Linked DNA regions of Homo sapiens: region 1 is linked to region 2. A link is a loop called in an ENCODE intact Hi-C map of the cell type or tissue named here. Cell type or tissue: Caco-2. All regions are shown on one strand. Each heading gives the region's core, and the rest is flanking DNA. Links, peaks and the distances in the headings are about the cores only.

Region 1 (15,486 bases), core at 6,734-9,233, 1.0 Mb after region 2:
GAGAAATAATAAAGTGCAAGCCCTGCTCTCATCAATAGCTGCCTTCCTCCCTGGCCATGGGGTGCTGGAGGCATCCAGAAGAGCAGACAGGACTGCCAGGAAATCCTTGGTTGAGGAACTTCACCTCAAGGAAGTCATTTTGGTCTCTGCTCTCCCTTTTAGGCAGGGGATAAGTGAGCATCAAGGAGAAGCAATGATTCATCACCCTTGTGGCTAGCACAAATATTGAGAACAGGTAAACTTCAGAAAAGGCAAGAACTTCAACTAGTAGACTGAACTAGGTCCCAAACCATGGTAACTTTTAAAATTCACACAGTTTTATTTATAGTCTTAAATTAGTAAAGCCTCCTAATTTTGGTTACATTTATTTTTTCCCTTCTATTTACATATTCATCTCAAATAAGAAGAACTGTTGAATGGTTCTGCTTGACATTTGAAATATAGGTTGAATCATCACCAAACCCTTAAGACCTAGGTATTATTATCCATGTCTTACAGATAACAAAATTGAAGCTTAGAGATGTTAAGTCTTGCTCAAATTCAAGTAAATGACAGAACCTGAATTCAAATCCAGATCTGTCTCACTCTAAATTTTAGTCTTTAATTTTTAAGAACTAGAGAATTCTAACCAGCAAAACAAATGTGTGTTATAATGTATTTATATTGGTTAAATATGTTCTTAAGCTTATGTATATGAATTCCTCTTCAAAGATTATATGATGCAAAATAGTTAGATGATACCACAGATAGAAAGCTGTAAGTTTCCACTCTAAGCACTGAACTCTCTGACCCTCAGTTTTCTCTTCCATAATATACTTACATATTGAAAACATGCAACAACATGTTAATTGAAAACAACATGAAAATGATAGAAATTCAGGTTTCCATCAGGAAAATATGAAAACTGGGTTCTGAACCTACCCAGTCTTGCCTCCTACTAGCTTCTATAACCCTTGAATATAGGGTCTCATCAAGCTAAAATAGTCTTTCAGTTATTCAAAAATCATGTAGTAGGTATAGTTTTGTCTTAGATAGTTTAGTCTTTATTGTGAAGGCAACAGAGCCCAGTTTTAAACCAGGCATGAGACAATCAGATTTGCATTGCAGAAGGATCCCTGTGGGGTACTCACACACATTGGTGGGAGGGTAAATTGATACAATCCTTTTGGAAAGCAATTTGGCGAAGTGTACTAAGAGCTCTAAAAATGTTTAACACAGTAATATCACTTTTGTGACTACTTTAAGGAAATAATCCTAAAACCAGAAAAAGCTTTGTGACAAAGCATCCATTGTAGCATTACTCATAATGGCAGAAAAAAATGGCAATTTTCTCACTACCCAACATAAGGGAATGGTCAGGCAACCTTCAGTACATCCACTAGGTAACATATTACTTAGCCATCTAAATTATATTTACAACAAGTTACCAATAACATCAAAAAATGATGACCTACTAATGTTAAGATTAGTAATACATTTGTAGAAGATTATAAGAATGGCCACAAATTTTTTTGCACCCTACACCCTTGCCCTTGCAATTGATGTGTGATATCCTTTAAGAAGTGGAATCTATTTCTCAATTCTTTGAGGATAGATTGACCCTGTGACTTGCTTTGGCCAGTAAAATATTAGTAAATGAGATGCAAGCAGAGACTTGAAAAGTATTTGTGCACTGATACTTGCCCTCTCTCTATATTTGGAATCTTTCCATCACAGCATGAAGAAGTCCAAAGATAGTCTGTGGATGGTGAGAGATACAAGGACTTAGTTCTTCCTGTCACCCCTGACATCAGCTAGCAATCCCAGAAGGAGAGCCATCTAGCTAAGTGGCAGTGAAACACAGATGCACACAGATGAATGAGTGAGGTCAGTCAAGACTAACAAAAGAACCACACAGCTGAGCCTAGCCCAAATTGCTGCTCCAGAGAATTATGAACTAAATCCATAGTTGTTATTTTAAGCCACTAAATTTTGAGGCCAACTGTTACACATCAAAAGCTAACTGATAAAAGTTTGATAATTTCTGAAGGTAAATGTTGGGTGTGTGGAGGAGGGGGTCATTATAATAATGTCTTTCTTTTTGTGTATGTTTAAAACTTTCCATAGGCTGTGTGCGGTGGCTCACACCTGTAATCCCTGCACTTTGGGAGGCCGAGGTGGGTGGATCGCCTGAGGTCAGGAGTTCAAGACCAGCCTGGCCAACATAGTAAAACCCTGTCTCTACTGAAAATACAAAAAATTAGCTGGGCTTGATGGTTGGTTTCTGTAATCCCAGCTAATCAGGAGGTTGAGGCAGGAGAATCACTTGAACCCGGGAGGCAGAGGTTGCAGTGAGCCGATATCATGCCATTGCACTCCAGCCTGGGCAACAAGAGCAAAACTCTGTCTTAAAAAAAAAAAAAAAAAAAAAAAAAACTTTCCATAATAAAAAAATTTTAAAAATACGTGCATTTGAACTAAAGAAAAAATAAATGTCAACTAAAACATTTCAATATAAAAATACACAGGCGTATAGCTTGATCACAACTACTAAAAAGAAATTTTCCATATAAAAACACTGAAAGAAAAATTTACCATTGGTTGTTTCTGGGTGCTGAGACTATGAATTTTTAAAACTTACATGTATCTTCCAAAGTATCTATAATAAACCTTATTGCTTTATCCTAAAAATAAATTTTTATAATTTTATTAACTTTTATCTCACATACACCGTTTCAATATAATTTTTTTCTATAGATTATGTAGAGAATGAATTTGGAGGGGGAGAAATTAATGCAGAGAGACAAATCCAGAGGAAATAAAAATAGCCTAGAGGGATACTGATGAAGGTCCAAAATCAAGGCAACAACAGTAGAAAAGCAAAAGAGAGGACAGACCGGAGAGCAGGGAGACAGAGAAAGAGGATCCTCAGGCTTCAATGCCGGACATTGCCTTGCAATATGCTGTGGTTTGCATATGGCTTGTTTGTCCCCAACAAAGTTCATTTTAAAATTTGATCCCAACATGGCAGTGTTGGGAGGTGGGGCCTCGTGGGAAGTGTTTGGGTCTAGGGAGTGGATCCCTCATGAATGGCTTGATGCTGTTCTCAGGGCAGTGAGTTCTTGCTCTGGTGAGACTGGATTGGCTCTTAGGGGAATGAATTAGTTCCCATGAGAGTGGGCTGTTATAAAACCAGAACAACCCTTGGGTTTGATCCCCCTGTGCACATGCCTTCTCCCCTTTTGACCTTTTCTGCCATGTTTCAACACAACACAAAAGCCCCCACCAGGAGCTGAGCAGATGTCAGCATGATGCTTCTTGAACGGCCTGCAGAACCATGAGCCAAATAAACCTCTTTCCTTTATAAACTACTCAGCCTCAGATATTTCTTTATAGCAACACTAAATGCACTAAGACACAGTGAAAGGATATATAACTGGGACCATGAATGAGTTTCATGGGGACCTACATACCCAACCTAAAAATGCACTCAAATTTGGGTTCAAACATGTAGATGCATCTCTCTAGATAGATAATCCCCAAGTTTTTTCAGATTCTTAAATAATGAATGTGATCCCAATAGCTGAAGGCCTGTTAAGACTTGTCTCCCTATAGACAGGGAAAAATTCAGTTTGGCCTTTCATCTCTATTCAGATCTGACCAGCCATAGGACATTGAAGAGGGCATTGAAATGATGAGACCTAAGTCTGGGACTTTGGTCCCTGAAGCATGACCTAAGAACATGACGGTCCAGGTGATACCAACCCTTCTGAGCCATCACTCATCACATGTACTGTCCCAGTGTCACTCAGAAGCTGGTTCCTCCTAGATTCTACCCTAAAGAAAGCCAAAACCCTGTCAAACAGCACTTCAGGGTATCAGAGACATGGCTGTAACTGGAACCCTGACCTCCATTAAGCAAATGAAAAACCAGTTTTCTAACATCTTAGGCTCAAATGGTCCCTGTTCCCCTCTCTAAATGCCTTTCTTGCCATGTTTCTCCTTGTTCTTCTTTGTTCTGGCCTATTTTAAGTTCCCAAAAATCTGTGCTTCTGCCCTCTATAGAAGTTTTGCTATGTTGTTCCACCTCCCTAAGACTCTATTCCACTCTCCCTTCAACTCTCCCTTCAACTAATGAACTTATCCTTCAGAGCTTAACCTCAATCACTACTTCCCAGGCTAAGGAAATCCTTCTGATAACAGGAAATCCTTCTCAGAACATTTAGGAAATTGATTTTGTTATGCTTATATGTGATTATTTGATTAGCATCTGCCTCCCTCCTCCAATAATAATTCTAGTAAAAGCCAATGTTATTTAAATGTTTACTAAGTGCCAGGCACCATGGAAATCTCTTGACATGTATACATTTGTTAGCACAACAGTCTCATGAGGAAAATGGAGCACAAAAGCAAAACAACGGAACTGTGATTCCCTAGCTAGCGAGAGGCAGTGGTGGGATATAATCCTACACAGTGGTAGGATATAATCCCACACAGTGGTAGGATATAATCCCAGCTACAACTACACTGGCCTGAAGCTCCATGTCTTTGTTTTCACTGTTGGTACTCCCGCACCCAGCACAAGGTCTGATGCTTAATGGGAACTCCAATGGTATTGATTGACTAAATGGACTTGCCTTGCCTTGCCTTGACCTGCTTTGACATGTGGCATCCAGACTTAGACAACTTTAAAAATCACCTTCACCAACCCCAACAGATGAGGAATAGAAGACCCAGAGAAGGAATGTGTTTCCCTCAAGGTAAACACATTTCCATCACACAGAACCAGGACTGGAAGCCAAATCTCTAACACAACCCAGTGTTCTTTCCACTGCATTAAATGAAAATCCAAGTTTCCCACAGTGTAAAAACACTTAAGTATTTTTAAACCAATAAAGGACCATCACTTCCTTTCCCTATTCTAACTTTGCACTGAAATCAGAAAAGAAAAAAGATGGGTGGGTAAGGAAACAAAACTATTTCGTTAGTGATGTGTATTTGGAGAAAATCACAGGGATTAGAAAAAATTGTGACTTATACAAATGGCTCCTTAAAAAATTATTTTTTTCTATTTCTTACTAGTGATGAACACTGTTTAACTCAGAATAGCTTTGCTTTAGCAAGTCCGTGTCTTTAACTTACAATCCTTTCAATGCAATTCTCTGTAATCAATTTCTTTTGTTAGCTCAATGGCAGTTTCACTTGTGCTGATCTTTATTTATGCAGAGCTGCACCACAGTGGGGGTCTCCATGGGCCTGCAATGATCGAGCTTGACCATCAGAAAGACCCTCCTCATGGCTGGGGAGACACTATGCATGTAACTCCTAACAGACATTGTTCTCCAGGGACTGGGAAGGAAACAGCATGTTTCTAACACAAGTTCATCAGTACTCAGAGATTCTTCAGAGCAAAATAATACTCATTTAAAGAATACATTTATCAGCAGCATAGAAGCAGTACCTGACAGCCTGAGTTCAAACCTCAGCAATACCAATTACTAATCCCAGGACCTTGAGCAAGATACTTACCTTTTCTATTCCTTGGTTTCCTCATTGGGAGGTAAAAGTAAACATCTCACTCATATGAAATTCATATGAAAAATGAACAAGATAATATAACTCTGAAGCTAGCAGGTAGGAAATGCTCATTTAAAGCTAGCTGTTTCTACTATCAACAAAAAGAGTCAAACTCTAAAATATTTTGAAGGGATTTATCCTGAGCCAAATATAAGTGACCACAGTCCATGACACAGCCCCAGGACATCCTGAGAACACGTGCCCAAGGTAGTCAAGATAGGGCTTGAATTTATACATCTTAGGGAGACATAAGACATCAATCAATACATGTAAGATGTTCATTGCTTCGGTCTGGAAATGCAGGACGCTGGAAGCAGGGGCTTCCAGGTCACAGGCAGATTCAAAGATTTTCTGATTAGCAATTGGTTGAAAAAGTTAAATTATTATCTAACGCCTCAGAATTAATAGAAAGCAATGTCTGAGTTAAAAAAAGCGTTTGTGGAGACCAGAGTTCCCATTATGCAGAGGAAGTCTCCAGGTAGCAGGCTTCAGAGAGAACAGATTGAAAATGTTTCTTCTCAAAGTTGATTCTCTCCTGGATTAGGAAAAAGGAAAGAAAAGGAAGGGGATTCTCTTCAGAATGGAGATTTTCCCCACAAGAGTCAGCTTTGCAGGAGTATTTCAAGATAGGGCAAATAAAACATATTTGGGGTTAAAATATTTTTATTTCCTTCTTTATCATGTGATGCTATGCCAGAGTCAGACTGGAAAGTAAGCCGCCTTATGTAGGCGTAAATAATACCCTTCTGATGAGACTTTGTGGATTGTAGCGTGTTACTCCCCAGGGCCCTTCAATAAGAATTTGGGCGAGAGAAGAAAAAGGTCAGTTTAGTCCTCACTACTATGATGAACTGCAATTTTACATGAGTCATAGTCTTAAACCCTGCAAGACCTACACAAGGTTCATTACAGACCAATTCAACTAACTTTTACGAAGCTTGGTGCTCTCACAAACGTAACTTCATTTAAGTTTTTCCAAACCTGGTTATAAAGACTTACTTATCTTCACTTTACACCTGAGGACACTAAAGCCCAGAGAGGAACAGTGATTCACCCAAGGGTGTGCAACAAGCCCCAGGTTGCCTGATTCTGAGTCAGAACTCGCTCCATAAGAAATATAACACCAGAGTGTCAACAACATGATCACCTTTCACAAGCCGGGAAGCAAATGCAGAGGGGCTTGGTGACCTGCCAGTGAGCTTCAGAGAATCCAGGTCAGAAGCTGAATTAGATCTGTCTTTGCAACCAAGAGCAGTTCTCCCACAGGACCCTGAAGGACCACCACTAAAGCTTTGTAAGAAAGCTTCCTATTCTTTATTCTGACATTGCCTTTTCTACCAGGGATGACATAGAAGCTCAATCCTGGCTTATTTTAATGCTTTGGATTTTTTTAATGCCTTCTCCCTATAAAGGGCTGTGGAAAAAGTTCATCATGTGCTCTTTGGAAAGGCTCCCTGGGCACCCAAAATAGATGCCTTCATGGTTAGATGTCACCAATAAAGCCCACTGTCTCCTAATAAAAGAAAGCAAAAGTATGAGGTTTCTGTAAAATGTTCAATAAATAAATGAAATGCTTTGAGAAGAGCATTGGTAAACAGAAATGTTTCTAGAGGAACTCATCAAACTGAGCCAAAGGAGAATGTTTTCTTGGAATTAAAAAGAAAGAAAAAGAACTGAGAAACCAGAAGAGGGACAGGAAAGCTGCCTCAAACGCTTGAAGAGCTATCATGTAAAAAAAGGAGCAAGGTGTGTTCCAAGTGTCTCCAAAGGAAAGAAGAGTAATGATCAGCACTACCAATGTTGCAACAGGCTGGGCAGAGGAGTCTAGGGGTTAAGGACATAAAACTGGAGCTTTGTGGGCTTAAATCCCTTTCCTGCAACACAGAAAGCTTCCATTTCCCCATCTGTAAAATGGGAATGACAATAACTACCTACCTCATAAGGCTGCTGTGCACATTAAATAGGATAATGAATCTCAAGGGCTTGCCACTATGCCTGGTGCATAGTAAGTCCTCCATGTCATGTCATCTGTTATCCTTGCTGTTGGGAGAAAGTGAATTCTTTGTCCTTGGCTGTATTCATGCAACAATTTATGATCAATGAGCTGCAAAGCTGTGTTGGGAAAAAGATGCATGCATTAGGCAAAGGGTCAGATTAAGTGACCTCTAAGCTTCCTTCCACACTTGGGTTTCAAAATTCTTTGTTTCATTGAAACTGTGGTTAATGTGAAGTCCTCTATTGGACTACCCTTCTGAGCTCCAGCTTTGGGGTTTTGTTTTTCCACTTTTGTACTTGCAAATCCTTGCTGAGGAGCAAAATCTGGAGAGTGAGTCTTCTTTTGCTTGGTGACTGCATTCCTGGAATTCCCAAGATTCCAGTCCCTTTTCCTCCTCACATTGTAAACATTAGGTTCTTGTGGGGAGGACAAAAAGGTCACTTTTCGAACAGCATTTGCTCCCAGACTCTCATCTGAATAATTCAACTCAACTTCATGAAAGCACCAGACTTTGGGCTGATCTCAAGCCTGTCTGACAGAACGGTGCTGATTTAGGCTAACAAGAGGTCATTGTTTGAGCTGGAGCTGGAGAATGGCCTCCTCACTTCTTGGTGAGCAGAACCAGGTACAGAACATAAAATGAGTTCAACGGACTCCTTGCAGTTGAACCAGTAGCAGCCAAGTGCCTTCCCAAATTCCCTTCTTAACAGGACCAAGCTCTTGAGGAGGAGGAGGCATTTATTGGGGGTTGCTACAAATTCGACTTTACTGCCACTGCCTTTATAACCACAATATAAAGTAACTCCCACAACACAGTGAAGATAAGCTCTTTAAAGAAAATATAAAAGCATTAGCTTGGCAATTCACCCAAACCTCATCATGCACCATAGACATTTTTGAAGTTTAACAAAGAAAAGCACATCATTAAAGAATACTGCTCTATCACCATTCTTATGCAAATCCTTCCAGATAGTTGGGTGGAAAATTCCATCTAACACGCAGCAAGAAATAAATGTTGCAGGGTGGAAATTTCAGCTATACTGAGTGCATCTATCACTTGTATAATCCAAACTACTGTATGTGCGCTGACTACACAATTAGTATTGATCCATTCACCATGTAAACATCAAGTACTTTCTATTATTACTTGAAATAGCATGCTATCACAATTTCTATTTCCTCCTTCTATCTTAAATAGAAGTATTGCACATTAGCCCTTTCCTTCATGTACTTTTTTGCACAGCTAACTAACTACAGTGTTCAGTGTGGTGCTGAGTTTCCTGCAGACATCTGCAGTATTAGCATTAAAGCACTTTATTTTCAAGTCATCTCTGATGGAAGACAATACAACTTTCATTTACCCAGAAACCTGTTACCAGGGCTTCTCTTAGAAACAGGTACATTCTCTCTCAGTCTCTCAGTCTCTCTCTCTCTGTCTCTCTATCTCTCACACACACACACACACACACACACACTCTCCCGCCCTGACACACACACACACACACACACACACACACAGATCATCCTTTGTTTGCTACTCATTCCCATCCCGAGACCACCATCATCAGCATGTCTCTTTAGCTCCAACCCTCAGTAGGTCAGGACCACCAGGTCTCTGGAGCTCCCAGGCAGTGGAAAAATATATTTGCCAAGGCTGAGAATGGCATTGAATTTCATGATGACTTGCTATAGAAGCTCAAGGCTTGACTCTGGGCTGCACGGTTCAAAGGTCTGGATGCATGAAGAAAAATTACTTTGGAGAATAAGTTCTGCTGTTTGCAAGCATATAAAAGCCTAGTAAGAGGTGAGACTTCTCTGCTCTTCCCCTTTCTGCATTCCATGGCATGACAGCATGAGGAAATTTGAACTCGGTTCCAGACCCCGAAGGGTCAATTTCAGCTCAAATAGCTTGGAGCTACCTATCGTATAATTCATGTCTTCTGGAGTTGGTGCTCTTCCTTGGGCACCACATGCGTCCTGACCCAGTGCATAATCTTCTTGTTACTCTTGCCATGCTCTGAACAGTATGCACTGCATGTAACTTAACTAGATTTCCAGTGTCTTCAGAGCCCAGCAGTGGCTTTAGTCAGAACACATACAATTTTATCTCTGTCCATGGAAATCTGTACCTTGCAAACTTTACCTACCACAGAGTCAACTTTCATGAAGGTATGTAATACCCCACTAGCACAATCCAAGTTGTTCCCCACCATTGTTTTCTTTAGACAACATGTGGAACCTGCAAATTGCTATCTGAAAAAAAATCATATATATATATATATATTGCTTTGTTTAATGGAGAGAAAATATCTAGAACCAGTTGAGCACTGTTATGCCCAAACTCCTTTCAACCAATCTAAAACAAAATCATAATAACTAATTCATTTATTAAAACTCATTAGTAGATGGTTGCCATCCATTGTTGCCAAACTAGATGGATGCAAATTCCAACAGATGAAATTCTAAAATTGGATAGTGTGTATTAAATATTCAGAGAAGAGTGAGGAGATTATAAAGGAACTGTACATCTAGTTCTGCCTCTAATAAATCTGATTCTTTTTTCTTAACACCAACTATTCAGTAATTCTGTTCACAGCAACAAAGTTCTATTCCCCTCCCTACTCAGTGCTCCTTTCAGAAGTGGAACAAGATTTCAGATATGGACATGCACACTGTCTTTCTTATTTACAATCATTTGAAGTGAACCATAAAATTTCCAAAGACTAAATCAGGTTGCTTCAACAATAATTGTGTTAATGTTTTGGAAAACAAACATTAACTAAAATAAAAGCAATATCCTAGCAACTCTCTTGATTGCCTATGCTTTCCCCCTAACAATACCTTCTCCGATTATGACCAGGTAACCAACACTCAAGGAAAGATGACCCTCTCCCCAGCTCAGTGTAAAATCTTGAACAGATAGTAAATTGATTGAACTAATCTCACTTATTTGGGAGTAATCAGTTTAGGAGTGAAGATGTGTTTCAGTTCCAACAAATGAGACATGAGGAAATCAGCTTCTGGGTTGGGGACAGGAGGTTCTTCACTCTTGAAAAGAGACTTGGTGGAGAGTTCACCAGCAGTGAAAACACCACACAATGTTGCATGTGCACGTGCCCCCGAACCACAGCGACCATATTGTGCAAGATACAAAAAACCTTGGTCTTTGTTGAGCTGTTGAATTAACCAGCACTGTGGGCTTCTTGTTAAAAAAAAAAAAAAAAAAATCATTATTATCTTCATGGTTGGAGTTCCCAGTACTGTAGTCAAAAGCACCATGACAGCTATAGGGAATTATTGGTGATTATGTTCAGAAATGTCCCTCCACTTGCTTCCTTTCTTGCTGTACCTTTGCCCCAGATGAACTTCTTGATTGAAATAGGAACTTTCATATATTTCAGCAGATGTGAGTTACTGTTGCTCTAAAAATAAGAGACTGATGAATCTTACTACGTAGTACTTTCACAAAAAAAAAAAAGAATGATTTCATGATGGTCTATTAACCAAAATCTATGCTATGAATACCTATGAGCATTCAGCTAATATGGCTTTGTTTAATGGAGAGAAAATATCTAGTACGAGTTGAGCACTGTTATGTCCAAATGAAGTTGGAATGAATGAAGCTTGAAGACAGGTCTCATATTAGGAGGGGAGGGAGAGATTATAATATAAAAGGAGTACATTCTTTGAAGTCCCCAGAACTTCACAGCTTTAGAAAATAAAGACCTCACTCTAGTCCAAGATTGCTAAGACAAAAACCCTTGCTTTCTCCAGAAGGAATAATACAGAAGCCTAATTGCAGCTCTTCAAATGGAAGAAGGGTGGGAACCTCTACCTATCCTCTTTAGTCCACGCCCACTGATGGCGCCTGAGTCATTTCCACTGAATCACTAGAACTCCCTGGAGTAGTTGTTAAAATGATGATTTAAAGCAAGGATGAGGGGCCATCCAGTGTTACATGTAATACAACCTTTTAAGTTAGAAAACAGACATGCAGTCCTAACATTTTAAACAGAAAAACAAAAAGCTTTCATTTGTAGGAAAATGTGCAAATAAATGGTGAAGTACCCTATCAACACAAGGAAAATGACAAAAATAAGGAAGTGCCCTGTCAACACAAGGAAAATGACAACCACAAAGTCAGTGAAATATTCTTCCTTGCCTTTACATCAGGATTCTGCCATAGTCATTTAAGAATTTTGAATGAAAAGAAAAAACTACCCTAAACATAGTTTCAGACATCTGCAGGAAGACATTATAGAAATGTGGTCTGCACAGGACCACACTGTGTTCTCCATCAAAAAAGTGGGGTTCTACCATAAACAATATTAAAAGACTAAGGGTACCTTGGCAAAAATTATTTGCAACACATAATAGACAAGGCATGAATATCCATACTATATGGAATTTACAGATCAATTTAAATTTTTTAAAGGCAACTCAATATAAAAACACAGAGAAAGAGTGTAGACAGCACAGAAGAAATACAAATGACCAATAAACATATGAAAAGATTCTCAGCTTCACTCCTAATGAGGTAAATGCAAAATAAAACAATGAAATGTCATTCTTTGCCCATTATGCTTGCAAAAAATTAAGACTGATAATATCCAGGGCTGCAAATAAAGCAGAGAAATGGGCGCTCTCACACATTTGACGGGAGTGTGAATTGGAACACAGCTTTGGAGGACAATTTGGCAATGTCTATCAAACTTAAAATGCAATTCCATTTTAGGAGTCTGTGCTACAGATATATTTGTACATGCCTGCAGAGATATAGCTACAGGGATATTCACTACAACATTGTTTGTAATTGCAAACACAGGAAACAATGTAAATGTTCATCAATAAGGACCAGATTAAATATATTCTGGTATATACATAAAATAAAATAAACATTAAAAACAATGAGGTAGATATGTTTATGGTAGTATAGAAGCATCTCAAATGTAAAAATAAGAATTAAGACAGCACATCTTCCCCCCAAAAACCAAAGGTAGACTATATATATATATATATATATATATATATACACACACACACACATATAGATATAATCTTTTTTTTATATACCTAGTACAATGCCAGGAACATACTAGATAGCCAGTAAGTATCTATTAAAAGTATAAATGACTTGTAAATATTTACTGGAGAAATGAATGATAAATGAATGATGAATGAATGTCCATGTAAACATATGAAGAAAATGTTGAAAGGATACACAAGTGATGTAGTTTGAATGTAAATCCCCACCAAATCCCATGTTGAATTAGTATTGGAGGTGGGGCCTAGTGGGATGTGTCTGGATCATGGGGGTGGATCCCTCGTGAATGACTTGGGCCTTCCCCTTGGTGACAAGTGAGCTCTCACTCTGAGTTCGCATAAGATCTGATCATTTAAAAGTGTGCAGCACCCTTCCTCCACTCTTTCTCACTGGCTTCTGCTCTGGCCATGTGACGTGCCTGCTCCCCCTTTGCCTTCTGCCATGATTGTAAGCTTCCTGAGGTCTCCCCAGAAGCCAAGCAGATGCCAGTACCATGCTTGCTATAAAGCCTGCAGAACTGTGAACCAATTAAATCTCTTTTCTTTTTAAATTACCCAGTCTCGGGTATTTCTCTAGCAATGGAAGAATGGCCTAACATAACAAGTTTACCTTAGTGTCATGGGAGAGAATCACTTTTCATTGAATACTTTTTTATAGATTTTAAAACATTTCACAGGTGCACATGCTATTTTTACAATAACAGAAATGGAAAAGTTAAGAATCTATCTCCATGTTTTAAAAAAATGTTAATATCTTAAGCAATATTGAAAGACAAAGGAAAAACAGAATATTTGTGACACATACAGCAAAGTTAACTCCAGAAAACATAAAGAGTTCTTACCAATCAATAAGATAAACAGCCAGAAAAAAATATATAACCACATGACATGTAGCAGACACTGTAATCATCTACCAGTTGTTTATTATTTCTTACAAACAGAACCATGTTTGAGAGTGGGGCTAGCAACATGTTTGTCATCGAAATAAAAAGTACAAATGACCAAAAAGCACACGAAAAAATATTCAACTTCACATAATCAGGGAAATACAAATTAAAACAAAGTAAAATACTTGATTTTTGCTCATAACATAGGCCAAAAAGAGGGAAAAGATTTGTATGATCCAGTGTTAACAAAGATATGGAGAAAGCCATTGATCAAAGTCGATGGGAGTACAAGTTAATATCATAATTTGGTCAGTAATTTGACAATATCTATCAAAGATTACCCGAAGATATATGTACAATAATGTTCACTAGAGCCTTGTTCATTAGCAACAATCTGGAAACAGTTTTATTTATCCATCACTAGGTCCGCAAACAAGGATAAAAGTCAAGCTTTCTACCCCATGGATCCTGTGTTCCAAGCACGTGGAAGGGACAGACAAGAAACAAAGAAACATATAAGGAAGTTCAGTTCTGATAATGTAAATACTATAAAGGAAATAATAAACAGAAAATAAAAGAAGGTGGCCGGGGGAGGAGAGAGCGGAGGGTGAAAGGGAGGTGATTTTACATGGAGCCATGACGGGAGGCCTCCCTGGAGGATGACGTTGAGCTAAAGTCAGAATGGACTTTGGGGACTCTGGGGGAGGGGTAGGAGGGGAATGAGGGATAAAAAAACTACACATTGGGTACATTGTACACTGCTCAGGTGATGGGTGCCCCAAAATCTCAGAAATCACCACTAAAGAGCTATCTTTTTTTTTTTTTGAGACAGAGTTTTGCTCTTGTTGCTCAGGCTGCAGTGCAATGGCACAATCTTGGCTCACCGCAACCTCCAGCTCCCAGGTTCAAGTGATTCTCCAGCCTCAGCCTCCCGAGTAGCTGGAATTACAGGCATGCAACACCACGCCCAGCTAATTTTGTGTTTTTAGTAGAGATGGGGTTTCTCCATGTTAGTCAGGCTGGTCTTAAACTCCAGAACTCAGGTGATCTGCCCCCCTCGGCCTCCTAAAGTGCTGGGATTATAGGCATGAGCCACCATGCCCGGCCCAAGAACTTATTCATGTAACCGAAAACCACCTGTTCCCCACAACTATTGAAATAAAATTAAAAAATAAAAAATTAATAAAAATGAAAAGAAAAAAGAATCAGCCCAGCAAATTCAAGGCCTCCAGATACAACAGGAAGGAGAAAAGGAAGGAATGTACAATGTAGATGAGGATAATGAATAAGAGAAGAAAGGAACAAGATGAGATTGGAGAGGAAGACAATGGTCCAATCATTTAGGATTCATGTGAAGGGATTGGGTTTTATTCCCGAGGGTGATGGGAGGCCACTGGGGTATTAAGCAAGGAGGGACATGACTGCATTCATGATGTTTAAAAGATCACTCCAGCTGCTAGGTGGAGAATGATTGTAGAAGATAACAATGGTAGGATGAAGTGCAATCGGGAGGTCCTGGCAAGGTAAGCCGATGGCTTAGATCAGGCTGGACACAGTGGAGAGTGTAAGCATTGTCCAGATATTGGGCAGATTTTGGAGGTAGAGCCTGCAGTATGTGCTAGGGGATTGGACATCTAGTCAGATGGCAAATAACGACTTAAGAGTATCTCCAAGCGTTAGGACTGAACCTATGTTAGATGGTGGTGCCGTGACTAAGATGAGAAAGCCCAGAGAAGGAAGAGGTTTAGTAAAGAGAATCCAGAGTACCATTCTGGACTTGTTAAACTTGAATGTTTTAGGAGACAATCAACTGAAAATAAAGTTGGTAATTAACATACAGATTTGATTAGGCGGGCATGGTGGCTCACACCTGTAGTCCCAGCTACTTGGGAGACTGAGGCAGAAGGATCGCTTGAAGCCAGAAATTCAAGGCTGCAGTGAGCTATGATTGCAACACTACACTCCAGGCTGGGTGACAGAGTAAGACTCATCTCTTAATAAATA
Region 2 (15,486 bases), core at 2,370-4,869:
AGTTTCCAGGTCAGCAGAAGAATTGGTCATGTCAGTCATTCCATAACGGGATCTCTCTGTCAAGTTAACTAGACCAGAATTGTGAGGTGACTTCGGCTTCATCTGAGGGTAAGACATGGGCGAAAACTTGGAAGCTGAAGAATTGGGTCTCATGATGGAGTTGCCCATGGAGCCCCTGAAGTTGGAGACGGTAGTATTGGGTATCTCCCGGCTTGCAGCATTCATGGTCAGATAGGTGGAGTTGGAAGTGGGGCTGGGGGCACTCTTGTTCGGCACATCAGGTAGATTAGTTCCTTCTTGTTGCTGTCTGAGACTGGAAAGGATCTTGACCATACTGCGGTGTTTCTTCATCATGTGGTCACACCAGCGTTCTCGGCGGGGGGTCTGGTAGCTGCACCACTCACAACAAAAGTTGCCTCGAGATTTGGTCAAAGGCTTGACCATAGACTCTAAGATGCTGCGCTCCACAACCTCTGCTGGCAGTTCCTTGCAGGGGTCCTGCAGTGATACGGGCGGAACCACAGGGTCTGGCATTGGAGCAGGAGCAGGTGGGGGAGCAGTGGTCTCCTTCAAATTGTTTTTGTGATACATCTTCTGATGCTTAATTATTCTTGCCCTTCTTGGTGACTTGTATGTGCAAAACTGGCAAGAGAAGACCTTTCCAAATCCCTCGTGCATCATGATATTATAATTTAAGGATCCCGGGACAGGGGGTCCTGATGAACTCCCTTCAGCTTGAGCTCCATGGACCTTTCTAGTGTGTTCTATGAGGAGGTTTTTTGACCTGAAGTAGCGTACACAGAACTTGCATTGAAAAAACTTGTTTGTTGGTTTGGGATTAGCGGCAATATGCTGACCATAATATCCTGGACTGTGGCCATAGTAACCTCCGGTCCCCAATGAAGTTGCATTTTGACCTAAAGAAAAAGCATAAGGAAAGTGACAAAGCAAAAGATAATTAAAATATCCAATCATGCAAATCAGTACCATTCCAATTATTCTTCATTACTAAACATCACATGCAAAAGGCCTGAAGTCTCAAGATGAGGCCTTGAAGAGTATTCACAAAGCATCAATGAAGATATACGTACTGCACCTTCTCATGGATAAAGATGCAGTGTATAGCTTTAGGTATTCTCCTCATCTCCATAAATGAGCCACACAGCTATAAAAATACAAGTTGCATAAATTGTACTACTTTTTCTAGAACTTTCCAAGCAACTATCTTGTTCTCCAAATTGAAAGGTAGGATATATGAGGAAGCTTTCGAAAGGATAAAACCTAAGGTACTCAAGGAGAGATACATGATGCCCAAACCACAAAAATGGCTAGCAAAGCACAAGAAACTCTGCAAAAGCCACGTATATTAAGAACCATGGCTACAGGCTAAAAGGAAACAAGAGCAATTAAAATACATCGGCCGTGCCAAGTTTAGTATAGATTTACCTGATAAATCTTCTGCAATGGCAAATTCATCCTTTATAGAAGAAAACTCCACCTCTGTCTGATTACTGGCATTCACGGACCCACATCGTAGCTCATTCACATTGTCCTCAGCAACATCAGTTGGCTGCAGAAATGCCGTGTGGACATCCTGAATGTGTGCCTTGAGATCTTCATAAGACGGGGCTCGGAAATCACAGCCATCACACTGAAGCACCTCCATGATCTGGGTCTAGCCTCTCACATTAGGAACCTGTGGCAGAAGTCAGAACAAAACATCTTAAGGAATGCACTAATCACATACCTCGAGCTGATGGGGCTATATATCCATTAATGGGAAAAAATTCCAGTATCAGTAGATTTCTCTTATTGGACTTTGCCAGTTGGAACATTGGCTAAAGAGAGGCAATCAGACATAATGGAGATGATGTCCTTGACCTCATAACTTCAAAGAAGGAAAAATACCAGATAAACATTTTCTAGCATGATATGTCTTCCAATGCCATTTGTCAAGGAAACGCTTAATACTTCAAAAGTTTTAGAAGTTTCTGAGCTTCTCCACTGAATCCAAATTTCTTGGTAACTTAATGTTGGCTTTGGTTCTGCCTTGGACTCATTTTCTTTTTAAATTGGAACCATCTCAAAAGTAAAGAGGATGTCCACACAGAAGAAAGGGAAAATTTCAACCTTCATTAGCTGTTTATTTAGTATTATGACCTTGGTGTTTTATCACCAATTAGTGAAATAGTATTTAAATCTTGGGGGTGGAGGTAGAGCATTTTTATTGTAGCTTTTCTTACTTTAATAACTTTGCTGATATTGGGGTGCACCTCTCTTTCCTCCCTTCTCCAAATAGTTTAGTTGTGGGTTTTTTTTTCCATGAGCTAAATGACTATTTGCTGTTTTACTACCTACCAATTATAACCTAACAGCTTCTTCAATCTAATTAGGTCATAAAATATTCCTCATGAGATTTTCAAACAACCAACTTTGGATGACAATCCAGTTTCTGTTTAAAGTTGCACCTTGGCACCTCAATTTGCATGAAGACAACAGAAACTTGCATTTTTGAAGAAGGGCTTCTAAGTCATGACTTTACCTTTTTCCACTTCTTTCCTTTACAAACATGAAGCACATACCTGGATGCAAAAAGCTGTGAACCTACCGTGGAATAAATCAAAACTTGCCCAGCTACCTTCATTCTGCTATTTACTTTGTGACTGAAATATACAGAAAGCTACACACTAACTCAAAGGAGAGTCCCACCATCAAGAAGTCAAAAATGTATTAGAAAGGTGGAGTCCTTCCTATCTTAATGTATATCCTAAGTTGAGATACCCTGTTATTATCTAATGAGTAAGTTACTTCAGTAAGATCATCACAAACTCTACTGAGTCACTGTAATCTAGAACCAGATGTCCAAGAACTAACACCGTAGCCAATGTATTTTATGATGTAATACTCTATACTTTTACTGTAAAAGATAAATTATTTCTGCAGGAACAAAAAAGTCCAGTAATAATACATCAATGTAGTGAAAGGAGCCATCACACAAGGATTTTCTATCAAAGAATGCTCCTCCTGATCGCCTGCTAAAATAACTTCTGGCAAGTCCAGTTCTGGACAGACTGAGCTTGCAGAGTGAGCCGCAGATATTTACCTCCTCTTCTTTCACCCAGCAATTTATCCTTTTTCAATAAACATTGAACTGTGCACCAGACTCTTTTCAGCTAAGTCTCAATATTCCAGATACACAAGCTTTTATGTCTAAGCACCAACCCAAATTGTGTGGAAGAGGTTGCTATCAGCTCTGGATCAAATTACAGCAGTCACTGAGGCCCCACCCCACTTCTCCTTTCGCACAGTCCATTAGACCTGAAAACAAATTTTTCCATGGTGCAGACAACTCCTGCATTTAGAACACTTCACAGAAAAAAGCAGATCATCCAGTGTGCACTCCCCATCCCCCAAGCTTAGTCCTTTCATCTCAGCCAAACAAGCCACAGCTCTGCTGAATGTGTTTATCACACTTTCAAGAGATATGAGCTCCTGCGTCACTGAAGCTCTAAGACTCACTAAGCTGCCCTAGTCCTCTGAGCTTTAGGGGCAGCCATTTTAGCTCAGAGCTTCTCCTCCGTGCACAACATGGCTTCTCCTGGAGTCTGCTAGGCTAACAATCAGAAATGAATGCTAGAAGAGCAGGCTGGGCTCCTCCTATGCTCTTCTCTTCCCAACAAAGAATTAACTGTTTTCATTTCTCTCTGAAAAGCAGCACCTTTCTCCTCCTCAAATGTCATTCACCAAGATCTCCAAAGGTTCTTTTATTCCATGATTGATATGCTGGTTTGTTAGTCCCAGCAGAGCCCTGGTCAGAGCAGGATGACCCTGGGCCAGATCCTGTTCTACATCAGGATTTAGGGGTGCAGTGGGGGGACCTCCAGAATGCCTTGGCTTCTTGGAAGTCGTCCTTCCACACACAGAAGACATACCATCCGACTCTGCTTGCCAGATTCCAAAGTCTAATGACCTTTGTTAATCACCAGCCAGTCTGTCTGCATCAGCAGACCCTGCCAACAGACACACCCTTCAACACAAAGGCTGTAGCTATTCCTTTTAAAGGAGGTTCTCTGAAAGCTCCATTGTGTAGCAGAGAGGAAAACAAAATCTCTTCCCTTCAAAACTTCAAGCCTTTAGAAATAATGCAACAAAAGGCTTTCTGCTGTGTGTCTTTTGGAAAGTTTGAGCCTGATTTGCACAACATCAACAGAAGTTACGGTTCTGCAGAAGGAAAGCAGGGCACCTTCGGCATTAAGTCATCCACCTAGAAATGAAATTCATCTCTCTATGTAGTTCTCTAATATCTTGGTGTCTTCTGAAGCTATTATCAAGGATGCTAACTTCACTGGACACAAACATAAACTAACAATCTCCTTGTTCTGCTACAAAGGAGATTAAAGGGTTATGAGATCAGAAAAAGAGTCACTGATTTGGAAAAAGAAGAGATGATGAAAGTGATTTCCTAATGGGTTCTAGCTTTAATGTTGTTGCAGCCTCTGCCTCAAAAATAGCTCAGAGCCTTAGAAGAGGTTAATCTCCAGGCCGCTGAGAGAACCAGCATCAGGTAGAGCTGAATGGCCTTCAATTTCATGTCTGCACCAAGTACTGAAAGGAGGATGTAGCCTACTTTGAAAGCCATCTTGCTTTTGTGTACACATTTCTCCTGAAGACGCTGACAGAAGAAGAAAATAGAAGTTGCTGGCATGGCCCAATCAAAGAGAGAGAAACTTGATATGTTTATGAGATGGTACATGGGCACATGTGCAAAAAGTGACAGCAAGTGGAGGGGAAGGGAGTAGAGAAGGACAGAGACAAAAACACACTGGACATGACGATGACCCATTCATATGTTTTTGCAGCAGATGGTAATCCTCTAAGAAACCAAAACCGAGGAAAAAAAAAAAAGGTGAGAAATAAGCTCTGCATATCTTCTTCATCAATCCCGAAGAGCAGCAACCCTAAGAGGCTAACCTAGTCACTGATCTGCTATAAAATTATGATTTTAAGTTAAAAGCTTTGATCTCATATCTATTGACTTCATTTAATAATACTATGATTATGAAATTAGCAATATTTTTTCTCACCAAAATCAGCAAAATCAAAAGTAAAAGAGGAAGTTTCTGAACTAACTAAAAAGAGTCTATTTCAAAAGGTCATGAGATGAATCTACATATCAAACAAGCATCCCTGTCTTCTACCCCAGATATATGTCTAGGCCCTTCAAGGTCAAATAGACCTCAGATGCCTAGACTTTAAACACCACCCATCATGATCCCTGCAAGGTGAACACAGATTCATTCTAAAATAACTGGCACCTAATGTGACTGGTCCTCCTAACATGAAACCCCTAAACCATCCTAATTAGTCACTGCCTTTAGTACTACTTATTCGTTGCTGGTTTGTTCAGTTTGCATTTACAGTTTGAAGGATTTCAAAATGTGGGGTTTTGATGGGCAAACCCACAATCCAATTGTTTATGTTTGACAAACTCTTTAAGATATAAAGAACATCCAGAGATGATGTCAAAGATTTGAAACATATATACAGAAATGGGGAAAAGTAAATTATGGACAAAGCCTGCTCATTTTCAATCTTAAGAACACCAATTTTAATTTATACCACCTGCCCACCTACTTTCTGTGCTCAGAATTCCAGAGATCCATTTGCCTCAGTTTTCCCTCCTGTGAAGGAGGAAGGAGACAAACCACAGCTTCATCGTCCATCCTTCCAACTCACTGCTCAGACGTAACCGGAGCGGGGAGGTGTTGACATTGTACAGCATTCTTACAGGCCCGCCACCATCACTTGGTCCAGGTCAGCTTGGCAAACACTGCTCTTTAGTTTGAGGGCCCAGGAGCATAAATGTGGTCCTCAAGTCAAAATCCCAGCTCTCTTCAGGAAGTGATCAAATTAAAAGGCATAGGCCTTGCCTGGATCTAACCTGTTCTCTGACTGAAGGACTGCAGCCCAGAAATAAAGCTGTGAAGCACCACAGCCATGTGATTCAGTAGCAACTAATTATAACCTTCAAAGCCTTTGAGAAATAGAACCAGAAACACCATAAGGTGCTTTTCCTCTGTCCACTCCAGAAACCTAGTTTCATTTATAAGACACTAAACTTCCCAGTTCTCCTCAATCATAATTCTAATAAAAGGCTCTCATTAGCACCTGTTGTTTGAACTTTTCTTAGTTTTCTTTCTTATGAATGGAAAAACCAATTATCCAAGGACAGGTAATAGAATACATAAATTCTGGAATAGTTCAGCTAGAAAAACAGAAAAATCAAGAGACTAAAGATCATTCTAAAAAATGTATTTGCAGATCAGAAATTGTTGATATGCTGAGGTCAAAGATTTGTGATGTGTATTGGGAGATTAATATTTTCAGTTGCAAGCCCCAGGACCTTAAGATGAAAAATGATTTTTTTTAAAAAGGCACTAGTAAACTTATAAATGTTGGGTTGCTATTCTTAGCAACAAGGGAAGTTCTCTATCACTACTAATCATTTACACTTGTTATGGCTGAAGTGGAAGTTCTAATAATTTAATAATCATTTAAAGCATCTTTCCAAAGAGTAATGACCTGAAAAGTTGAGGTGAAATCTCTTTCAGGAACAGCAGTTATGGAATCAAATCTACAAATGCAAATATAGAATGTCTAAATATATATATCTATACACAAACACACATAATTATAGATATAATTAATGACATACAGATATATGTAATTAATTTTCTTGATTTAATTTTAACTCATATATGGGCATATGCCCTCCAAATTTAACAAGAGCTGGGGGCAGAATCAGTTCTTTTCTGAATAAATACAAATGACATCGGTACTATCTCCATGTTATAGTGTAAAACAATAAACCAGCAGGCAGGGCGTGGTGGCTCACGCCTGTAATTCCAGCACTTTGGGAGGCCGAGGTGGATGAATCAGGAGGTCAGGAGTTCGAGACCAGTCTGGTCAACATGGTGAAACCCTGTTTCTACTAAAAATAAAAAAAATTAGCCGGGTGTGGTGGTGGGCACCTGTAATCCCAGCTACTCAGGAGGCTGAGGCAGAGAATTGCTTGAACCCGGGAGAAGAAGGTTGCAGTGAGCCGAGATCGCGCCACTGCACTCCAGCCTGGGTGGCAGAGTGAGACTCTGTCACAAAATAAATAAATAAATAAATAAATAAATAAATAAATAAATAAATATAAAAAAATAATAAACCAGCAAAATAAACCAACAAGCAACTTCCAACAACAAGCTACCTCCAACAATCCCATAGCATTTGGTACTACTACAGATTCTGGCTCACCATGTAGTCTTCAAATGACCTATCAAATGTTTATACTTTTTGCTACATGATCTAAGCAGTTCTGTGTACTCTTGGCAATTCACCACACTAATGAAAGGTTTAACATATCAGGGAGGATAAATAATTAAGGAATTCAGAAGGGAGACACAGCTGTTCTTCAAAACCAAATTTTCAGAAGAGAAAGGATTAATTTGCAATCACATATGTAACCCCCAATATGAGACTGAAGTTAAATAGTAGCAGGGAAATACCATGAGATGAAGTCCTGCCAATGCATGTGGCCTCTGTTGTATACAGTTGGCCTGGTCCATCTGTGGGACCTTGTATATAAGCACAAAGTCTGAAGCAGGCAATTTGCAGATTAATAACCCAATCACCTACTGGCCAAGGATGCTAGCCTTCAGGTTACTTTTTATTTTAGGATCGCTCTCCTGCATAAAGTTTTCAAGTACTACAGAGTATGCTGGAGTACTATTTCTTAATAGATACCTTTGGAATCATCATTAAAATGAAATGAGCATCTAGGGATGTAATCCAAGTGGCTAAAAATGTTGGATATGTAAATAAGAAGTCATTCCGGCTGAGTGACCTGTTATGAAAGCAGGTAGTAAGTGTCTCATACAGAAAGAGATACTACATACCTTCTGGAGAATTCATGCATTCCTTTGCAATGATATAAGGCTAATTGAGGCCAACAGGCCAATAGGCAGTCTGCCAGCTCTCCTGTCCGTAGAAAAGGAAGCGTGTGATTTGAATAAGGAGATAAAAGAAGAGAAGGGACAAGAAAAGAAAGGGAGGAAGCAGGCTGATATCTCAGTAGCTTTAGACTTCATTGTCTGTAAAGGGGAACTTGCAGTTCACTGGATAATTCTAATTCTGAGAAGCGTCTTGACAATTTTCTTGAGATGTGGTTTAGAAACAAAACAAAACAAAATGAAGACGACTCCCCCTCAATGAAATTCTCAAAATGCAACCATGATAAATGAGATTCCAGCTCATCATGTCCTTTCAAATGATGGGAACCCATTCTTGGTGTCCTAAGAATGAGTAAGTGAGAAATAATAAGTATTGAGGAATTCTCTGAAATGTCATGGGTTCACCAGGAAGTTCCTTGGAAACTGCAGCTCTTCTTGCCCTTGTACTTAGAACAACAGATAACTGATTTCTCCCCCCCCAGAGCTAAACCTCGCCCAAACAGCAGAGACAGAAAATCACGGTGTTGCTTTATCGACTCTTCAGAATGCTGGCTGGGTTTCTACAGACACTTTTCACACAAGAACTCTCATTACAAAAATTGTAAAATTAAAGGGAAGTTGCAGATATGCTGCTGGGTCTTCATTACAGAACTGATTAAGACGCAGAGTAAGCAGAAGCTGCAGTACAAGTCATCTTCCACATCATGAAAGACCAAGACATGAATTGAGAACTTTCCCTGGGGGCTGGTCAGCCTGACTGACCTTGGGCCTTGGGTGCGTCTTCATGGCCCAAAGTGTTCGTGCCTCACAAGATTCAGCCAAACATACCAAGTCTCAATTTTACAGATTCAGTGAATGAATCCAGAAACCATTTTTAACAACTTACCTTGTTTTCTATTACTATGCAAAGAAAAAAAAAATGATGTATGGCCAGTGGCTTGCGGAGTGTGTGAGGAAGTTTTGCTGAAATAACTTCTTTTATCTGGGGGAAAATCTCAATCTAATCTCCCTGAGACTTGCTCACTTTTGTATGCTCATCATTTGCTCAAAAAATTCAGACAATTCACTTGCTTTAGACGAGAATGATTCTGAGCCTGCCTCCATCAGTGGCAGCCCCTGATGTAATAACCCTTCCAGTCTATTTTCTTATAGCAGACAAAACTGATTACCTAAGCCTGGCACCTGGATCTGCCTGTCTGTGTGTCTTTCTCCAAACCATGGTTTCTAATATAACTACCCTGTGAGGATAAAGTCCTAAACCCCTGCTTTCTGAAAAGGCAAACAGTGCCTGAGCCTATATAGACCGTAAATGCTTTCAAGTCCTCCTACTCAAGGGGACTGTGATTTTTTGTTTTCCTCTTCTTGACTTCTGCCTGTAGCAGAAGCCAACAGAAGGCTGTCCTTCTCTCTTATCAAACTAACCAACTGGCCCATTCAGATACATTAGTTTCCCCACCCTTGCTTCAACAAATTAATGCAACCTTATAGCAGGAGAAACATCCATATGTGTTTCTATATGGGACTGGAATATACTCCAAAATTAGAAATGTTCTAAAAATGAAAGCTAAGAAATTTCTTTTCTCTTGCAATCCCCAATCTACTTTTAGCAAGTAAGTTTATTCCTAAAACTTCTTACATCCCAAGAACTGAGCAGAAAGCTTAGACATTTGTCCACCAACACAACAGTAGACTTTATTACCAGGTGAAAACACTACAGTGCTCAGTTAAGGAGCCAAGCCTCGAATTCCATATATCCTTAATGATAAATCCCACTTTTGCCCAACAAAGTTAGGTTTTTCAGCATATCCACTGTTGAGCTGTTTTAAAAAAAAAAAGAAAAAAAAAAAACATACAGAAATGCCTATCCAGCCATTAAGGAATTTGTTCTCAGATCACTAAAACCAAAAAGCGACAGTAGGTATGATGTCTCTGCCTGCCATCTTCACCTTGAGAGCAAGTCTTTTGAGGCCCTTACTTTGATCATTTTGTTAAATGAAGAGATTAGATCATGACGTTCAACCTTTTTGTACAAAGGACCTGTTTTACAAGATTTTCTTCTCATATTTTCTAAGATTTTTTTTCCTGATTAAATTCATTCCCTTACATTTTATTATTCAGAGGCATATAAATGCCAATCTTCATGTGACTGCCTTCTTATAAATTAAATCCAGGGGCTTTCCTTGACAACTCTATCTTAGCCACCACTCCCAACCCTTACAAAATCTACAAAATTGAAACCCCTACTCACACCACCAACCCACACACAGTTTCTCTCTACCACAATCCACTACTTTATTTCCTTCACTATTGGCATGACCCTTGTTTGTTTGTGGTCTTTTCTTCCCACCAGAACACAAGTACCCTTAGAAGGAGTCTAGGTCTGTCTGGCTCTTCAGCCTTGGGAACACTCAGTGTACTCAACAGGTACTCAGAAATATACGCTGAATGAAGGAAGGAACAAATGAATGAACTAGAGCTTCTGAATGATAGGATTCCAACCAACCAACAGAGATTGGTCATGAGTGTTAGATGACTCTACTAACCCTGTGTTGTCATAAAGCAGTAGTCCCAACGAGCGGTAATTTTATTCCCCGCTTGCCCCAACTTGGGGCTGTTTGGCAGTATCTGCAGGCAGTTTTAGTTATCATACCCAGCATCTGTGGGTAAAGGCTATGGATACTGCTAAGCATTCTACAACGCACAGGACAGTCCCCACGACAAAGAATTATCTAGCTCCAAATGTCAATAGTGCTGAGACTGAAAACTTAATGATCTCCAGGTATTTTCGTTCTCTGCATATAACCCACCTGTCTTCAGAGGCCCTTTATGGGGTCCTGGCTGGGGAGTCTCTGGATCCTTAGAGGGTCAACAACCTGGGAGAGCCCAGGTCCAAGATTTTAGAATTGTGTGGTTCTAAATGATCTTAGCAGCCCTCATGCTATATGATATCATGATGAGTTTTCAGTTTTATTTTTCTAATTTGGGTATGTTACCAAAAATCTCTTCAGAAAAAAAAAAAAATCCTAGGCGAAGGCATGTGACTGGTCTGTCTTTCCTAGTGATACGGCCTTTGTATCCACCTTTGCACAGTTGATAATCCTGTGAGTTTTGTGAGTAAGGGGCAAATGTCATTAAAAATGGTCAAGTCAGCTGGGCACAGTGTCTCATGCCTGTAATCCTAGCACTTTGGGAGGCTGAGGCGGGCAGATCACTTGAGGTAAGGAGTTCGAGACCAGCCTAGCCAACATGGTAAAACCTCTTCTCTATTAAAAACACACACAAAAATTAGCCGGGCTTGGTGGCAGGTGCCTGTAATCCCAGCTACTCGGGAGGCTGAGGCAGGAAAACTGTTTGAGCCTGGGAGACAGAGGTTGCAGTGAGTCGAGATCATGCCACTGCACTCCAGCCTGGGTCACAGAATGAGATTGTCTCAAAAAAAAAAAAGTTAAGTCTTTAGCATGTGACCTCTGACTAAAATTTCTGTGAAAAACAATGCATATGTTCTCCTCTCCAATGTGTAAAATCATCTTCTTTCAAAGTGACAGGGCCCCAGGCTACTATAAGTCACTCTTCAGAGGACAAGTAATACGTTCTTTTTTATTCTTATATCCCCAGGGCCCGGCATAAGTCTGGCTCTGATGAGATTTGTGCTATGAGTACTAACTGTATGCAGGCCTGCTTTCCAGGAGAAAATTAACCAGTGGTACAAAATCGAACTAAACGTTCAAGAACCTAAGGAATTCCAGAGAGCATCCATGAACAGAAAAACAAAGCAAAACCTAGTGCTTATGAAGCTAATGAAGCCACATCACAGTGGTTAGCTGACTACTGAGACACTAGTAATTCTAAGTCTCCACTGGCAATTCTAAGTTTCCACTTGTCCATGAGTTTTAAGTAAATGACCATCCTCCTTTTCCTCATCATCCATGGAGAAGCTGCCTCTGGCTGCATTGTTCCACCTATGTGTTTATAACACCGCTAAGCTACCCTGAACTGATGTGACACCTGGAGTCATCACCTGACTACACTTGAGACCATTTGGTTGCCTTCCCTCCACAAAGCCTTTTTTATTCTTGTTTGCAAAGTATCCTGGAAAGCCAGAGGAACAATTCTGTCCTATAGCTCAAAACTGTATAAACATTTTCAGTGGAGGGAGTGTAACAAAATCAGGTAGAAACAGAATTTTTTCTTCTTAGCCTCCCTGAAAAATATTGAAATATTATTTGTGCCTTCCTTAAGTCAAAGAGAAGACTCTACTCTAAAAGTTAACCATCAATAGGTTCATCATGTCCAATGGAGAGGAGATCTTAAAGACCATATAGTCCAACCTGGTCCAACATCTTCATTTTCCAGAGAGTGAAACTGAAGTCTCAAGAAAAATAACCTGCCCAAGCCTTCTGGCACATGCATTTTCTGAAGCCAGAAAAAAAATCTTTTGAATTTCATAATTTGAGACAGGAACTCACAAGTAAAGACATTCCATACGTGTCAGTTGTTCAACAGTATTCACACTTAAGGTCCATGCCCCGTATATTCTCAGTAATGAGTCTTCATCAGGAAGGCAGATTTCAGAATAACCACAAGTGTCTCCTCTACTCTGAATCCACACCCAGGAGAGTAACTGAAAAGGTACAAAATCCATTTTTTTGCAGATTGACTATTCAAAGAACTTCTTAGGCATGCAAGCAGTGTGTTTATACTTTGGAAACATGTTTGGAAGACTGAAAGTTGCTGACAAAGGTATACACAGAAGAACAAGAGCTATAACACTGAATTATCTTTAGAATCCAACCTCATGGAGTCGGAACAATGTTATGTAGTAGCTTTATGCCTGCCAAATCTACCCCACGAGAAACATCATCTTGTTTCTTATGGAAAATGTGCACTGCCAACAAAGTCACTGAAGAGGCTAGCTGAACGAGCCTTAGGAGGATCTGGACATAGCAGGGTCGGTTCATGTAAAATGGAAAGGAAAGGAGTAGTCAGCCTTACGAATGTCTGTCAAAAAAGCCAGCCTCTTTGTGGAACATCTAGTGAATGACTCAGACTAATGATACCAGAATATTGTTCATACTGGATTTCGCTTCAAATTATATACTGCATTCTGAAACCAACTTGGAATATTTTTCTCTCTTTACTAATATATTAATTTATCTTTATCCATTCTTTATTTATCTAACTTTATTCCTAGAGGGTATCTATATCCATTTGTTGGATATAAAAAAATCTAAATGTATCAGAAAGTCTGGGAATCATCTTTAACTTTTAAACTATCTTCCCTAAGGGTCTCTTAGAAAAGCCTGTTATCATTCTGAAGAGAATAGCTTAGAAAATCAGGAAGATGTTGAGATCTCTATGTTTGTTCACGGTTTTCCTCCATGTAGAACACTTTTACCTGCTTTTGGAAGGTCTAAGTAATTCCCATCCTTTACGACAGTGGTTCTCAAAGTCTAATCCCTGGACCAGCAGCATCAGCATCACCAAAGAACTTGTTAGAAATGCAAATTATTGAGTTCCACCCAAGACTTGAATCAGAAACTCTGGTGTTGAGGTCCAGTAATTTTTTTTTACATATTCTCAGGGTGATTCTGAGGCCCAAGCAAGTTTTAAGACCAAGCTCAAGTTTTCCTTCCTGTATGAAACAGTCCCTGAGACCACCAGCTAGAACAGTGAGCATTCCTTGCTCCACTGCATTGGAGCCCTATTTTAAAATGCTGCCGACTGGATGAATGCAATAATAGCTACACAGTCCTTGAAGAGCACAGGAGACAACTACTGTTTGCAAATATTTAACTTCTTATATAGCAATTAATGAGAAAATACTAAGTTGCAGAACCAGCATCAGAAACTAACATGAGTACACTCATAAAAGACAATTACTGGTCTTGAAAGAATGAAGACTGTGGCTACTTCAAGTGCTGATACTGATACCTACCTCCCTTAAAAACTTCAGAAGGGTTCATGACACAGTGTCCTTGATATTTCTAAAGCAGGACATGGATCCACAAAGGAAAGAATCAGAGTATTTTACCTAGAAAATACTAAGAGTTGGGTAAATCCTCAGGATCCCAGACTCTTCCATGACATGACGCTTTCGTGATAAATAAAATCTTATTAGAAAATACCTCCAAGCTTAGAGTGGTCATTTGATTGTTGCCCTAAAGCTATATTGCAGGGCTAAACTCTCAGTTAAGAACCAACATCTGAAGACAAAGATGTGTCTGGAAATCTCTCAAAAGAAGGATATATGCTTTAGGCTAACCAAAGAAACTTCCAGAAAAAAATGGTGGCTAATTGTCTCACACTGCTAACAAAGGCTTGGCTGGGGAAAAAGAAAGACAAAACATAGACAAAGAAAAAAAGAGTTTGGCCACACCAAACCCATAAACTGACAGGACCCTTGAATCAAAAGCAAGACTTAAAACTTAGAATCATGAAGTTCAGAGAGAAAAATTCAACTGTGTCCTGCCCAGGAACCTAGCCAGAACCCTTTTAAACTGCTGAAGGACTACTGAAGCAAGTCAAGCCATCAAGACACAAACTCAGGTTCTAAAAGCAGAATTAAGCAAGGCTTGAGGAGGGGATTTAAAGAGATGTTTCTCTCATTTTTTGAGGGCCAAGAAAAAGTTCTGCTAGTTATGCCTCGAAGACAAATGAGTTATTAAAAAAAAAAAAAAAAAAAAAAAACTAAAACAAGGGGTGGAGGACGACAGAAAAATGTAGCATGGAAACGACCCATGAAAAAATCTATTTTGGAGGAACAGGACACAGAAGAAAATTATATACAACAATTAACAGAGATTCTATGAAAGAAGAGATCAAAGACAAGATGACAAGACATCAGCACAAGATGAAAGAGAGGCTGGCAGTTGAAGAAAGAAAATGATGACAAAAATAATATCATTGCAGAAGTAATAAATATATTAAAGTTATAAGAGGCAAAATCCACAAATCAAAAACAATGTTGATGATGTGGAAAACAGTCTTCAAAAAACTGCACAAAATGCAGAGGAAAAGGACAAGTAGATGAAAGCAAGTGGAGAAGATGACAGATAAGAAGGTTTGAAAACAGATCGAACATACAGATAAAAGGTTTCGTAGAAGTAGACAGCAAAACAAAACAAAGCAAAACAAAATATGCTTAAATCTGTGGTAGAAAATACTTAGTTGAAATAAAAGAGTATCTGTTATTCCAAGAAAAAGTAAGACTGAATCAGTAAAATGGAAACATCTTGGTGAGGTTACAGAATTTCAAGGCTAAACATTGAATCCTATATACATCAAGACCTTTAACAATTAGTCAATTATAACAGAAAAAGTCAGGTGTCCTCTGACTTTTTCACAGTAACATTTGATGACAGAAAAAAAGTGAAGCTGTGTCTGTAGAGGCTCAAGAAAGAGAGAACAATACCGAAGTATTCAATTCCCAACTAAGTTCACAACCAGTTTTTTAAATATATAAAAGTAATAAAAAATGATTTTCTAA

Evidence for each region. A loop is a pair of places that touch in the nucleus more often than their neighbours do. Peaks named below come from ENCODE experiments on the same cell type or tissue, not always from the same donor. Only the 100,000 strongest peaks of a DNase experiment are listed, where the experiment ranks them.
Region 1: a loop joins it to region 2, with 14 times the contacts of the local background. A loop is called at or near these places in 3 of 110 quality-filtered maps.

Annotation. Positions count from the first base shown.
Region 1 is chr9:105,904,200-105,919,685 of GRCh38, reverse strand. No RefSeq gene overlaps it. Among named protein-coding and RNA genes, the nearest start is that of TMEM38B, 220 kb to the right of the region's middle. In Caco-2, for the core only: no CTCF peak of the experiment used is centred there; a DNase peak (open chromatin) is centred at 8,055.
Region 2 is chr9:106,909,564-106,925,049 of GRCh38, reverse strand. ZNF462 (zinc finger protein 462) reads right to left here. Exons shown (of 13, transcript NM_021224.6): 2 at 1,447-1,696; 3 at 1-917. The coding sequence starts at 1,666. Among named protein-coding and RNA genes, the nearest start is that of ZNF462, 54 kb to the right of the region's middle. RefSeq lists an enhancer at 7,740-8,939. In Caco-2, for the core only: no CTCF peak of the experiment used is centred there; DNase peaks (open chromatin) are centred at 3,429 and 3,979; H3K4me3 peaks cover 431 bases.